4 separate regions of the Homo sapiens genome follow, and all the other regions are linked to region 4. A link is a contact called in ENCODE Hi-C or POLR2A ChIA-PET data. All regions are on one chromosome and are shown on one strand. The core of a region is the stretch at or near the end of the contact, and the rest is flanking DNA. Distances in the headings are between cores, read along the strand shown.

Region 1 (2,942 bases), core at 327-2,826, 340 kb after region 4:
ACCAAAGGCCCCCCCCCAACCCCCCGCTCAAAAGAAAAGGGTAGGAGAGGAAGGGAGAGTAGATCCAGATTTGCCAGTGTCCCAGGTAGGAATGTGAGGTCTTTAAACTCCTCATTCAGTACTTTTTCCACTGGGAATTCACACTGGTAATGATTTGTAAGTAGTTCTGTCATAGCGAAAAGGTACAAGCTGGTCATGGAGTTTTTGTGTGTAATAAAAGCACATCTCCTCGGCTGCGTGGTGGACGTGTGTTGATCTGTGTGAAGATGGGAATGTCAGGTTTGTCTTCGAGCCTGCCTGCTGGTTTGTGCAGGGCTGTCAAGGCCATCTGCCTGGAGCACTGATAGAGAAACAGTCTGCTGCATGTGGCTAGGTGTCTAGTGATAGAACCTTTCTTTCCCCTGGCTCATTTGTTATCATAGCTGGATGTTGAGACCTGGCAACAGGAACAGCCTGTGGTGTTACATACGTGGACGAAGGAATCTGCCCACAACTATGAAAATAATTGCCATGAGGTATCCGTCTTTGTTAGCCCAGGGGCAACCTATTTTGAAGTGGAATTCGATGACAGGTGTGAAACTGAAAAAAGGTAAGACTTCTATATTCTTTCACCCCCAAGCGCTAATAGGTCAGCAATGAGAGAAGGAAGCTAATAGAGGTTATGCCTTCACAGGTATGATTATCTGGAATTTACCGACGCTAGAGGTCGGAAAACACGCTATGACACAAAAGTTGGCACTGATAAATGGCCCAAGGTGAGTGATAGTCCCAGAAAGAGGTACCTACTTCTGCACCAATGCTTTTCCTTTTGTCAGCCTTCAGGGGGCAGTAGAGGTAAGGTCTTTGAAGGGAGGCATTTATGTTACACGTTTGTGAAAGGAAGGATTTATATCAGAGTTTGACCAGCTATAGTCTGTCACCTGTTTTGTAAACAAATTTTTTTGGAACACAGCCATGCCTGTTTATCATTTATAGCTGCTTTGGCACTGCAGTGGCAGAGTTGAGTAGTTGCAGCAGACAGCGTTGTCTAGAGTAAATGAAGAGCCTTCATCCTTAGCAAGAAGTGCTGGTGGGTCTAGGAGGATGGCCCAGACCATGTGATGGAAGCCAAGAGTCTGCCTCACAGTTAGAGCTGCTTGAGCTCTTGGGCTGGAGGTTTAGTACTGCCTCAGACTGTTGACCTTCTCTCCATGGTCAGTGGTCTTGGCAGGAGCAGAGGCATGGAAATGTGACCACTGGCTGAGTCGGTAGTGGACAGATGGTCACCCCAGGTGTAGAAAGCTGAGCAGCAGTATTCTGCCAACTCTCCTTCTTCATGGGGTGTGGCTGTGAATGGTCTGTTTCCGTCACCCCTTTGTACATTTCTCCGTTAGTCATTTTGGACATGTGGAAATAGAGATCAATTTTAAACTGAGATGTTTCTCGTCATGAAGAGCATGCTGATTTCTGAAGCACTCCTCCTCTAATCTGTCTGACCACATGATTTCTGTTTGTCTCTAGAAAGTGACCTTCAAGGCCGGTCCTCGGTTGCAGTTCCTCTTTCACTCTGACAGCAGTCACAACGAATGGGGCTACAAATTCACTGTCACTGCCTGTGGGCTGCCCGATGTTGCCGTGTCTTGGGGGCTGGATTTACAGCTCCTCGTCTCCCGGCTGATGGGACGCCTGGCTTCCCAGTGCATGGCGCTCAAGTCTGTGCGCCGTAAGTGCACATCCCTGTGCTTTCCCTTCTTACAACCACGGTGAAGTGCAAGATGCGCGCTTGCCCTCTTGTAGGTCGTTTCCACGTAATGGCAGGGGGTTAATAATACGCCTTTTCAGTTTCCTTTAAACCGAAAGAATAAAGTGTCCACTCAATACCATTGTCACGAAGCTTTTTGCCTTAGACTTTGGAACATAGCAGGAAGGCTGCCATGGGTTCTCTGTCTATGGAGGATAACAGCTTTTTTTTTTGGCAACATTGTCATTTTTTTGCAAGTAGGTGTAGGTATAGTCCAACCAAAAGGCAGGAGTATAGAATAAGTTGATTGCATATCCTTTAAATATGTGAATATTTATGTAAATATATGTAGATATGTGACTATGGATTTTGTTTTAAAGTGATTCATTCAGGGCTGAGCAAGGTGGCTCATGCTGGTAATCCCAGCACTTTAGGAGGCCAAGGTGGGAGGATTTCTTGATCCCAGGAGTTTGAAACCAGCCTGGGCAGCATAGTGAGATCCCTATCTTTACCAAAAAAAATGTAAAAATTAGCCAGGTGTGGTGGCATATGCCTTTTGTCTCAGCTACTTGGGAGGCTGAGGCAGGAGGATCACTTGAGCCCAGGAGTTAGAGGCTGCATGCAGTGAGCTGTGATCATACTGCTGCACTCCAGTCTGGGTAACAGAGAGAGACTCTTGTCTCTTAAAACAAAAGGAAAAAGATGTGTTCAGTATAATTGTTTATTTAATTCTTCCAGGGAACAAGAATTACAGAATAAAACTTTCTACTGTATTTTATTTCTTGATCATTTCTTGAGTTTTTCCAGTTTTAGAAGTAAAATATAGAAAAATTACATAGTGGAAAAAAACAAAGGAAAATAGAATCATCCTTAATCCTAACACTCAGAAGTAACTGATTTTTTTAATATTTCTCCAAGAAAGAAAGAAATAGCTATTAGCATTTTTATTTCCACCTATTCTTTTCTCTTTGCCTATTCTAAACACATCTATGCTGGATATTTATTATTTGCTACAGAATTAAGTTTACAAATTGTGAATGTTTTTCCATAATTAAATGTTCCTGAATGGCCTCGTGTTATATGCCAGAAATGGTTCATATCCTATTTTCAGCTTACTATAAACAGATTAGTCATTTCCAAGGTACCTTGTAACTGAAGTTGTTCCACAGAGCAGCAGTATTTCAGGACTTGGTGGTTTAGCTTAATCTGTGGTATGTGTTTA
Region 2 (3,027 bases), core at 178-2,677, 310 kb after region 4:
ATATATATTTTTTTTTGCCAAAGCCAAGTGTTCTGAAAAAGTTGATTTTTCTAATTCTTGAAACAGAAATTTTGCCTGCAGAGATGATTTAAAGAAACGAGACCTAAAATATTTTATATTTAAATGCAATTGTAATAAAGTTAATTATTGGCTCCAAAACAGTATCTTAGGAATCACCCCCCCAAATGTGTTCAATCTATGTTATCAACCTATGTCTTATAATGTCCTTTTTTCAGAACAATGATTGTTCTAGAAAGCTGTCCTTGGAATCACTCAGGGCCATAGCTGTACTTTGTCTCTTTCAGGAAAGTACAAAGGGATGGTGTCAACTTTTGTCTGATATTACTGCTCTATTTCAGCTTTTAAACAGGGAGATTTTTAGTTAGCAGTCTGGGTAGCCACAGGACTCTATTTCCACAGATAGGCATGCTAGTTTCCAGTTCTTCATATTTTAGCTTACAGCTTGGTCTTCCTTTTCTTTGGTCAGGTAAACCTCTCCAGTTGACTCTTCAGGCATGTGATGTCAAAGGAAAAGAAGATAAGTCTGGACCCGAAAACCTCCTTGTTGAACCGTGGACAAGGGATGGTGAGTGGTGGGTCTGTCTGTTTCTAGTGTGCTCGGTAGACAGGAGTCAGCTGTGTGAAAGCACACTCCAGACTTTGAAATGTTTGAGGCGTGCAGTCTTCAATTTTAGGTTGTTTCTCAGTTGGCAGTGGTTGCTGAGCAATTTGTGTGGTGTAGTTGTAATCTGCCTAGGTGTCAATGACTATAACAACTCAGAAGTATTTGAGAGCCTGAAGTTTTGAAAAGCAAGGATTCTTTCTCTTGGAATATAAAAAGTTACTATTTTTTTTAATCGTTTTTTCAGTTCCAATTGTCTTTCTATTGTGTTATCTTCAGGTGGTAGGAAACTCAGCAGATCAGTAGCACTTTACTACTGACTGAAAACATAGTTTAAGAAGGGTATTTCCAGGCCGGGTGCAGTGGCTCACACCTGTAATCCCAGCGCTTTGGGAGGCCGAGGTGGGAGGATCACTTGAGGCCAGGAGTTCAAGACAAGCCTGGCCAACATGGTGAAACCCCATCCCTAATAAAAAAACTACAAAAATTAGCTGTTGTGGTGGCAGGGCACCTGTAATTCCAGCTACTTGGGAGGCTGAGGCATGAGAATCACTTGAACCCGGGAGGTTGAGGTTGCAGTGAACTGAGATCCCGCCACTGCCTTCCAGCCTGGGTGACAGAGCGAGACTCTGTTTCAAAAAAACAAAACAAAACAAAGAAGGGTATTTCCAGATATAGCTGATGTAGTATTTGCGTGTCTAGAGGAAGCCTCACTCTTTTCCTAGTGTCAACATAATAATTGCTGATGTGCTTTTCAACTTTGCTGGAGGCTCTTTCCTTATCTCGTGATAAGGTGTTTGTGAGTCTCTCATTCGTCTTGTTGGCCGCCTTGTTATTGTCCTCTGTGTCCCTTTTTTCCTCACTGGACTGATTTGAATCTTGCTGATTCACTAGAGGAAGTGGAATGTTCCAGCAGTGATCAGACATTGAAAGGGACTAGCCTTGCTGCTTTGCGTCTGGTTCTCCTCGGCTTTCCTCTCAGCAATGAGTCCTCGTATGTTCTCAGTGGTTGCCTCTTCTCTGTCCCGTTTCCTGTATTCGTTCTCAGCACTCATGGAGTCCAGACCCTAGGAGAACATGCTTTTCCCAGCTGCACCTCCTCTCCTCAGTGCTCCTCTTCAGCAGTAGATGCTTAAAGCAGATTGTTTCCCTGTGGTTTTCCCTGAGCAGCTCAGCCTGTGCAGAAACGTTTTTCTTTACCACATCCATCTCCAGCCACACTGAAGGCCATGGCTGGCTGTGAGGCTCCTGCCATCCAAAGTGGGTGGGGCTGGGAGGGGGTGGTGTTAGCTCCTTGTCCCTTTCCCTTCCCCTCACCCAAGAAAGCCAAGACCACCCTGCCAAAGGCCCTCTGCATTTTTCCTTCACTTGCTGAAGATTTGGAATTTTTGTTCCTGGAGCATGTGAGGAAGTGGATTTTTTATTTCTTTATTTTTATATTTTTTTGAGACGAAGTCTCACTCTATCGCCCAGGCTGGAGTGCAGTGGTATGATCTTGGCTCACTGCAACCTCCTCCTCCCGGGTTCAAGCCATTCTTCTGCCTCAGCCTTCCGAGTATCTGAGACTACAGGCGCCCGCCACCACGCCCGGCTAATTTCTTGTATTTTTAGTAGAGACGGGGTTTCACCACGTTAGCCAGGATGGTCTCGATCTCCTGACCTCGTGAGCCACCGTGCCCGGCTGGATGTGGATTTTTAACATTGTTCACGGGCATTTCTCCTGGTAATAGATTTTGCCAGCTCTTGTGCCTGGTCTGATTTGAATATTTTGTTATTTTCCCTGTGTCTTTTACCTACCCAGTTCTCCTTCCTGCTTTTTCCCCTCCTTAGATTGAGTGGATTTTAAAAATCTAGCTGTAGTTTGTGGATTTGTTATTTTTGCCATGTGCCTGAGAAACACAAGGGTGGGATGTGAATGGGTGTGGGGAGCACTGGGTTCCTCCTGCTCACTCCCTCCAGCCATCACTATCTATTGCTTGTAACTCAGGGTTGATGTCGGTCTCTCTTGCTGCACTGCAAAAAGTAACCCTTAAGGGACAAGACAAGAGGAAAGTACTCATGGCCAGAGCTGTTGGGTTTGGGGGTGATTTTTTCTTCCCCTTATCGGAGTAAAAGCTCTTCTCATGGGTACACGTCTGATTCTCCAACAGTGGGGAAGTACCACTTTTGGACAAGTGCCACTGCAGGGCCCACAGAATGCCCAGAGAACTCAAACGCTGATACTTCAGGGGGCTAACGTTCCTGGCAGTCACCACTGTCACTTGGTCTGGTATTTTAAAGGAATACTGGGTGCTCCTGATAGGAGCAGAAGTGGTAGATTTATTAAGTCCTTTAAATCTGATTGGTTATTTTTTTTTTCCCTGTTATCTAAAAAGAATAAATTGGCAAGTGGAGGGCAGGGTGTC
Region 3 (2,987 bases), core at 163-2,662, 410 kb after region 4:
CTAAGCCCCAGAGTTCTGGTAGAACCATCCCGGGGCGGGTGGAGGGTGGGATTTAAGGGAGACGGGAACACATGGGGCAGGTCCTGGAACTTGGTGGCCTGAGGACTGAGGCCATTGCCCTGGTGGAAAGGCCTGGCCTGGTTCCTGTGGCTTGGGACCTGAATAGGCAGGTGCTGCTGGCTCCGTAGAAACCCTTTTCCCATCTTTTGCTCTTTGCCAAACCTACCTTGCTTTGGGAGCTGCCTGCACCACCCCAGAGAAGGCCCCACCTTCTTCATCCCTCAGACCCGAGGAGGCCTCCCAGTAAGGAGTTTCCCAAGAGGGGACTCACAGGAAACAAGTCTTAGTGCTTGGGAGGGAGGCCCCGCTGCGTGCTCAGACTCACAGCCAACCTGGAAGGTAGACGAGATAGCGCCACCCACGCCCCTCCACACCCCAGACTCCGAGTAAAGCGGGCGGTAGGGCCGGAGTCACCTCCCCTATGGCAGTGGCCGCCGCTGTACTCCATCCTCCCGTCAGGAAGATCAGCTGTAAATAAACGCTGGGCTCCCCAGAGCACCTGTCCGCCCACTGCCCTTGCTGTTCTGGGATCTTCGCTGCAGTTCACGGGAAACAAGCCTGAGTCCGCTCGCACCCGCGGCTGCTCTCCCGGCTCGGCCCGGCCGCCTCTGTCTCCGGCCACCGGGTGGCGCTGCCGAGCCAGAGCCGCCGCGTCCCGGCGCTTTCCAGGAGCCCCAGGCCCGGAGGAGGCGAAGCCCGCAGAGCAAAGGTGGAAACACGTGCCTACGCTGTAAAGAAATCCTGTTCCAGAGCATACCTGTTGTACAAACAGACACTGTTCCTAACGAGAGGAGTGACGTATTTTCATCACCGTTTTTAATTTGTTTTCTTACGGGTTTACGATTTTGAATTTTTCTTATTTGGTTGAAAGAATTTTGATTCTATCAGCCTGAGTGAGTTCAGCCTGTAAAAAGGATGTTAAGCTGTGGGTAAAATATGCAAACGAAAAGAAATATATTGTACAAATTCTATATAATAAGGTACGCCTGTGTGTGGACTGGTCTCTCCCTCCTCCCTCCGCCCCGCCGTGTCTCGTGGAGCTCAGGCGTGGAGTTTACACCGCGCCCGAACGGATGCGAGGCGGAGACTCGGGGGCTCAGGGCTGAAAGAATGGAAAGCTGCTGTAGGCCTTCCTCCAGATCATCCTCCTCCCAAGCCCGAGCCAAGCCCCCGCCCCTCCCCCGGCGATCCCAGGGCTTTGGTTCTCCCCCCACCCCCCTGCGGCCATCCGGAGGTTTCCACACACAGGGCGCCGTGGGGGCCTCTGCTCTTCGGCCAGGCTCCCCTGGCCCCACCGCCCGCCGTGGACCTCTCTGGTAGCCCGCAGGACACTGCGGAACCCGGAGGAGGAAGGCAGGGCCCCAGGCAGTGCGCCTGCTGCCTTCCTGGGACTGGCTGCCTTCCCGCCGGCCTTTGGACCCTGCCTCTGGCCCAAGTGTGGCCTGAGGTTTACCTGGGCCTCCCGCTTCCTCCTCCTCCCCGCCTCTGCTTTGCCACGCGCTGCTCTGTCTCCTTCCCAGAGGCATTCTGGGGCTGAGGACTGTCTGGCAAATTACAGAAGCGTGCCTTCTTGGCAGGGGCTGCACTTAACCAACCTTTGAGGCCCATTTGTTCCAGCCCGACAGAGTCTGACACATCCCCCAAAGCCCCAGACTGCTTTCGGGGGAGCCCCAGGCAGGGTCTGGACCCAGCCTCAGCCCTCACTATCCCTCAGCCCAGAGAGAAACCTGAGACTCAGCAGGACTGGGTGCTCCCAGGCCTGTGCCGCTCCCGAGGCGATCTCTAGGACCTGGTGCAAATGTTGATGCCCTCCCCGCCTCACCTTGTCCGGAGCACACTGGGGCTTCACTCTGAAAAGCAGGCGCGTCCATCTGAGCCCTGCCCGGCTAGTGTGACTAAGCCAGCACCAGCGGACTAAGAAGAAGGCCACAGAGAGCCAAGCAAGTTGAGCCCAAGCTTTTAGAACTGAAGAGAAACACAGGGTTCCACCAGCTGAGCCTCATTTATCGAGAGGCAGAAGCGGTGGGAAGTCAGCCTCGAACCACGCGGGAGGCGGGTGGAGAGCCCCGGCCCCCAGCCACGGCTGCAGCACAGAGGCGCTCAGCGCGCGCTCACCCGCTCAATACATGCCCTCCACAGACCTAGCGCCGGGGCTTCATGCGGAACCACCAGTGAGCAGCCCAGGCACTCAGACGGAAGCCAAGTCAAAACACGGCCCTGGCCAGGTGTGGTGGCTCACGCCTGTAATCCCAACACTTAGGGAGGTCGAGGTGGGTGGATCACCTGAGGTCGGGAGTTCGAGACCAGCCTGACCAACATGGAGAAACCCCGTCTCTCCTAAAAATACAAACTTGGCCAGGCCTGGTGGCGCATGCCTGTAATCCCAGCAACTCAGGGGGCTGAGGCAGGAGAATCGCTTGAACCTGGGAGGCAGAGGTTGCGGTGAGCTGAGATGGCACCATTGCACTCCAGCCTGGGCAACGAGAGCAAAACTCTGTCTCAAAAAATAAAAATAAATAAAACACGGCCCTGTCGCTTCCCTAGCTGCCATCTCCTACCCCTCCCCTCCTTCCCTGCTGACAAAATCCAATTTTTTGCAGGTGGTGACTCTACACAGTTTAATCTCAAGAAAGGTAGGACTTTCTACTAGCTCATGAGGAAAGTCATGATTAAGTCCTCCCTGCTCCCTCCCCCTGCCCACCCCAAGTAAGCTCGCTTCTGTGTCCCAGCCCTTCTTGCAGTGAGGCCGTCAGAGGTGTCTGAACCAGAGCAACTCCATTTTGAATAGGGGCTGGGTAAAATAAGGTTGAGACCTACTGGCTGCATTTCCAGACGGTTAGACATTCTGAGTCACAGGACGAGATAGGAGGTCGGCACAAGATACACGTCATAGAGGCCCTGCTGATGAAACAGGTTGCAGTAAAGAA
Region 4 (2,806 bases), core at 1-2,500:
CAGGAGGCTGAGGCAGGAGAATCGCTTGAACCCAGGAAGCGGAGGTTGCAGGGAGCGAGATCGTGCCATTGCACTCCAGCCTGGGCAACAAGAGCGAAATTCCATACACACACACACACACACACATACACACACACACACACATTAGCCAGATGTGGTGATGGGCGCCTGTAATCCCAGTTACTCGGGAGGCTGAGGCAGGAGAATCACTTGAACTCTGGAGGCAGAGGTTACAGTGAGCCAAGATCGTGTCATTGCACTCCAGCCTGGGTGGCAGAGTGAAACTCCAAAAAAAAAAAAGAAAGAAGCCGGGCGCGGTGGCTCACGCCTGTAATCCCAGCACTTTGGGAGGCCGAGGCGGGCGGATCACGAGGTCAGGAGATTGAGACCATCCTGGCTAACACAGTGAAACCCTGTCTCCACTAAAAATACAAAAAATTAGCCGGGCGTGGAGGCGGGCGCCTGTAGTCCCAGCTACTCGGGAGGCAGAGCTTGCAGTGAGCGGAGATCGCGCCACTGCACTCCAGCATGGGAGTCAGCGAGACTCCGTCTCAAAAACAAAAAAAAAGAAAGAAAGAAAGAAAGCGGGAAGGCAGGAGAGACAGAGAGAGAGAAAAACAGAGAGAGAGAGAAGGGAGGGAGGGGGGAGGGAGGGAGACAGAGAGAGAGAAGGAGAGGAAGGGAGGGAGGGAGGGAAAAAGAGAAAGAAAAAAGAAAAGAAAGGAAAGGAAGGAAGGAAGGAAGAAGGAAAGAGAAAGCAAGCAAGCAAGCAAGCAAGCAAGCAAGCAAGCAAGCAAGCAGGTCGGCACTGGGACTTCTCCACGGGATGCAGTGATGTGAGTGGACAAACTCAAGTTTCTGGCAGCCCTCGAGGCAAGTCCCAGGTCTGATGCCCGGTGGCCACCAGGTGGCGCTGAAGTCTAAGCTGAGAACCTTCACTAAGGGGCCGTTCCGTGGCAGGGCCGAAGCGTCCACCAAGAGACGCTCCAAGAACACTTGGCTTCAGCGTTTGCCTTCTAGGGGCGACCTTGAAGTGGGGGAGGGGTCTCCAGTGAGAGGCATCAGGCATAGGACCAGGGGCCGGACCCTGCGTTGTCTCTGGCCTCGGTCTTCTCATCTGTCCATAGGGTGTGGATTCACTGTCCAGGTTCCTCTAGCTCAGACCCTTCCTCTGTGGGCAGAATCAGGGCAGGAGGAAGGAGGACGGAAAAGGGGAAGAGGCTCAACTTTCCTCCTCTCTTCTGCTCTCCAGGGCCCTTCCCTTGGGGCAAGGACATGTGGCTTCCGGGGTGTGTTCCTGGTGCCCACACATTCGAGAACTTGCCATTGACAGGCTATAGGCATTATCATTCTGCTGTGATGAGGTGGAAACAATTGTATCCCATCGAAGTCATCTTGCAGGGCTTGGGGAACTCGTGGAAGAGGTGGGGAGGTGGGGAAATCAATCTTTTTTTTTTCTTTTTTTCTTTTCTTTCTTTCTTTTTTTTTTTTTTTTTTTTTTTTGAGACGATGTTTCGCTGTTGTTGCCCAGGCTGGATTGCAATGGCGCGATCTTGGCTCACCGCAACCTCCTCCTCCCGGGTTCAAGTGATTCTCCTGCCTCAGCCTCCCAAGTAGCTGGGATTACAGGTGCCTGCCACTACACCCTGTTAATTTTGTATTTTTAGTAGAGATGGGGTTTCTCCATGTTGGTCAGGCTGGTCTCAAACTACCGACCTCAGGTGATCCACCCGCCTCGGCCTCCCAAAGTGCTAGGATTACAGGCGTGAGGCACCGCGCCCAGCCAGAAATGTATTTTTTTAAACAAACAAATGTGAAAACCGTTATTAGTTCAGGGGCCAAAAAAAAACAAAAAAAACAGGCCATCAGCCATGCTTCCAGCAGGCCAGAGTTCACAGACCCTTGATATAGAGGAAAACTCATGATAAGCCACTTGGGATCTCAAGTATTCATTTAAGAGAGGAGACTCAGGGAAAGATGCTGACCCGTGAAGGTCATCACTTTCCTTCCTTAATGCAAAACACACACGTACAAAAAACACGGGCCATCATCTGCTGCGCATGCGTCCAAGGCAGAGCTCCGCTTGGCCCAGAAGCCCAAGACCGCAAATCACCAGCAAGAATGCATTTTACTGCACACATCAAAGGTGGAAATGGGTAAAGTTGGCCGGGCGCAGTGGCTCACGCCTGTAATCCCAGCACTTTGGGAGGCCGAGGTGGGTGGATCACTTGAGGTCTGGAGTTCAAGACCAGCCTGGGCAACATGGCAAAACCCTGTCTCTACTAAAAATACAACAGTTAGGCCAGGCGCGGTGGCTCACGCCTGTCATCCCAGCACTTTGGGAGGCCAAGGTGGGTGGATCACGAGGTCAAGAGTTAGAGACCAGCCTGGCCAATATGGTGAAACCCCGTCTCTACTAAAAAAATACAAAAATTAGCTGGGCATGGTGGCGCACGCCTGCAATCCCAGCTACTCGGGAGGCTGAGGCAGGAGAATCGCTTGAACCTGGGAGGCGGAGGGTGCAATGAGCTGAGATCGTGCCACTGCACTCCAGCCTGGGCAACACAGAGAGATTCTGTCTCAAAAATAATAATAATAATAATACAAAAATTAACCAGGTGTGGTGGCAGGTGCCTGTAATCCCAGCTACTCAGGAGGCTGATATGGGAGTATTGCTTGAGCCCAGGAGGTCAAGACTGCAGTGAGCCATGATCACACTACTGCACTCCAGCCAGGTGACAGAGTGAGACCCTGTCTCAAAAATAAATAAAAATAAATTAGCTGACCATGGTGGTACACACCTGTA

What was found. Hi-C counts contacts between places; a loop is a spot of excess contacts on that map. ChIA-PET counts read pairs that join two places held with the same protein, here RNA polymerase II (POLR2A). Pooled maps may share reads with other maps.
Region 1: a loop to region 4 is called in a map of heart right ventricle, with 3 times the contacts of the local background. The contact joins two enhancer-like sites. A Hi-C loop is called at or near these places in 1 of 168 maps with a recorded cell type or tissue (heart right ventricle), 1 of 37 single-sample maps with no recorded cell type and 7 of 50 pooled maps. POLR2A ChIA-PET finds 5 or more read pairs at or near these places in 1 of 52 experiments (GM12878).
Region 2: a pooled map shows a loop between it and region 4 (4-fold over the local background). The contact joins two enhancer-like sites. A Hi-C loop is called at or near these places in 1 of 168 maps with a recorded cell type or tissue (endothelial cell of hepatic sinusoid) and 3 of 50 pooled maps. POLR2A ChIA-PET finds 5 or more read pairs at or near these places in 1 of 52 experiments (T-cell).
Region 3: a loop to region 4 is called in a pooled map, with 4 times the contacts of the local background. The contact joins two enhancer-like sites. A Hi-C loop is called at or near these places in 1 of 168 maps with a recorded cell type or tissue (posterior vena cava) and 4 of 50 pooled maps. POLR2A ChIA-PET finds 5 or more read pairs at or near these places in 1 of 52 experiments (Panc1).

What each region holds. Positions count from the first base shown.
Region 1 is chr17:4,072,910-4,075,851 of GRCh38, reverse strand. It overlaps ZZEF1 (zinc finger ZZ-type and EF-hand domain containing 1), which reads left to right. Exons shown (of 55, transcript NM_015113.4): 22 at 423-589; 23 at 674-755; 24 at 1,501-1,702. Among named protein-coding and RNA genes, the nearest start is that of ZZEF1, 69 kb to the left of the region's middle. Within about 2 kb of position 1,576, at least 8 of the 41 ENCODE cell types and tissues checked have a DNase peak (open chromatin) inside an H3K27ac peak, as active enhancers do.
Region 2 is chr17:4,099,876-4,102,902 of GRCh38, reverse strand. It overlaps ZZEF1 (zinc finger ZZ-type and EF-hand domain containing 1), which reads left to right. Exons shown (of 55, transcript NM_015113.4): 9 at 488-586. Among named protein-coding and RNA genes, the nearest start is that of ZZEF1, 42 kb to the left of the region's middle. Within about 2 kb of position 1,427, at least 6 of the 41 ENCODE cell types and tissues checked have a DNase peak (open chromatin) inside an H3K27ac peak, as active enhancers do.
Region 3 is chr17:4,002,501-4,005,487 of GRCh38, reverse strand. It overlaps ZZEF1 (zinc finger ZZ-type and EF-hand domain containing 1), which reads left to right. Exons shown (of 55, transcript NM_015113.4): 55 at 1-1,043. Among named protein-coding and RNA genes, the nearest start is that of LINC01975, 27 kb to the right of the region's middle. RefSeq lists silencers at 560-639, 740-819. Within about 2 kb of position 1,412, at least 9 of the 41 ENCODE cell types and tissues checked have a DNase peak (open chromatin) inside an H3K27ac peak, as active enhancers do.
Region 4 is chr17:4,411,480-4,414,285 of GRCh38, reverse strand. No RefSeq gene overlaps it. Among named protein-coding and RNA genes, the nearest start is that of SPNS3, 21 kb to the left of the region's middle. RefSeq lists an enhancer at 1,093-1,594. Within about 2 kb of position 1,250, at least 2 of the 41 ENCODE cell types and tissues checked have a DNase peak (open chromatin) inside an H3K27ac peak, as active enhancers do.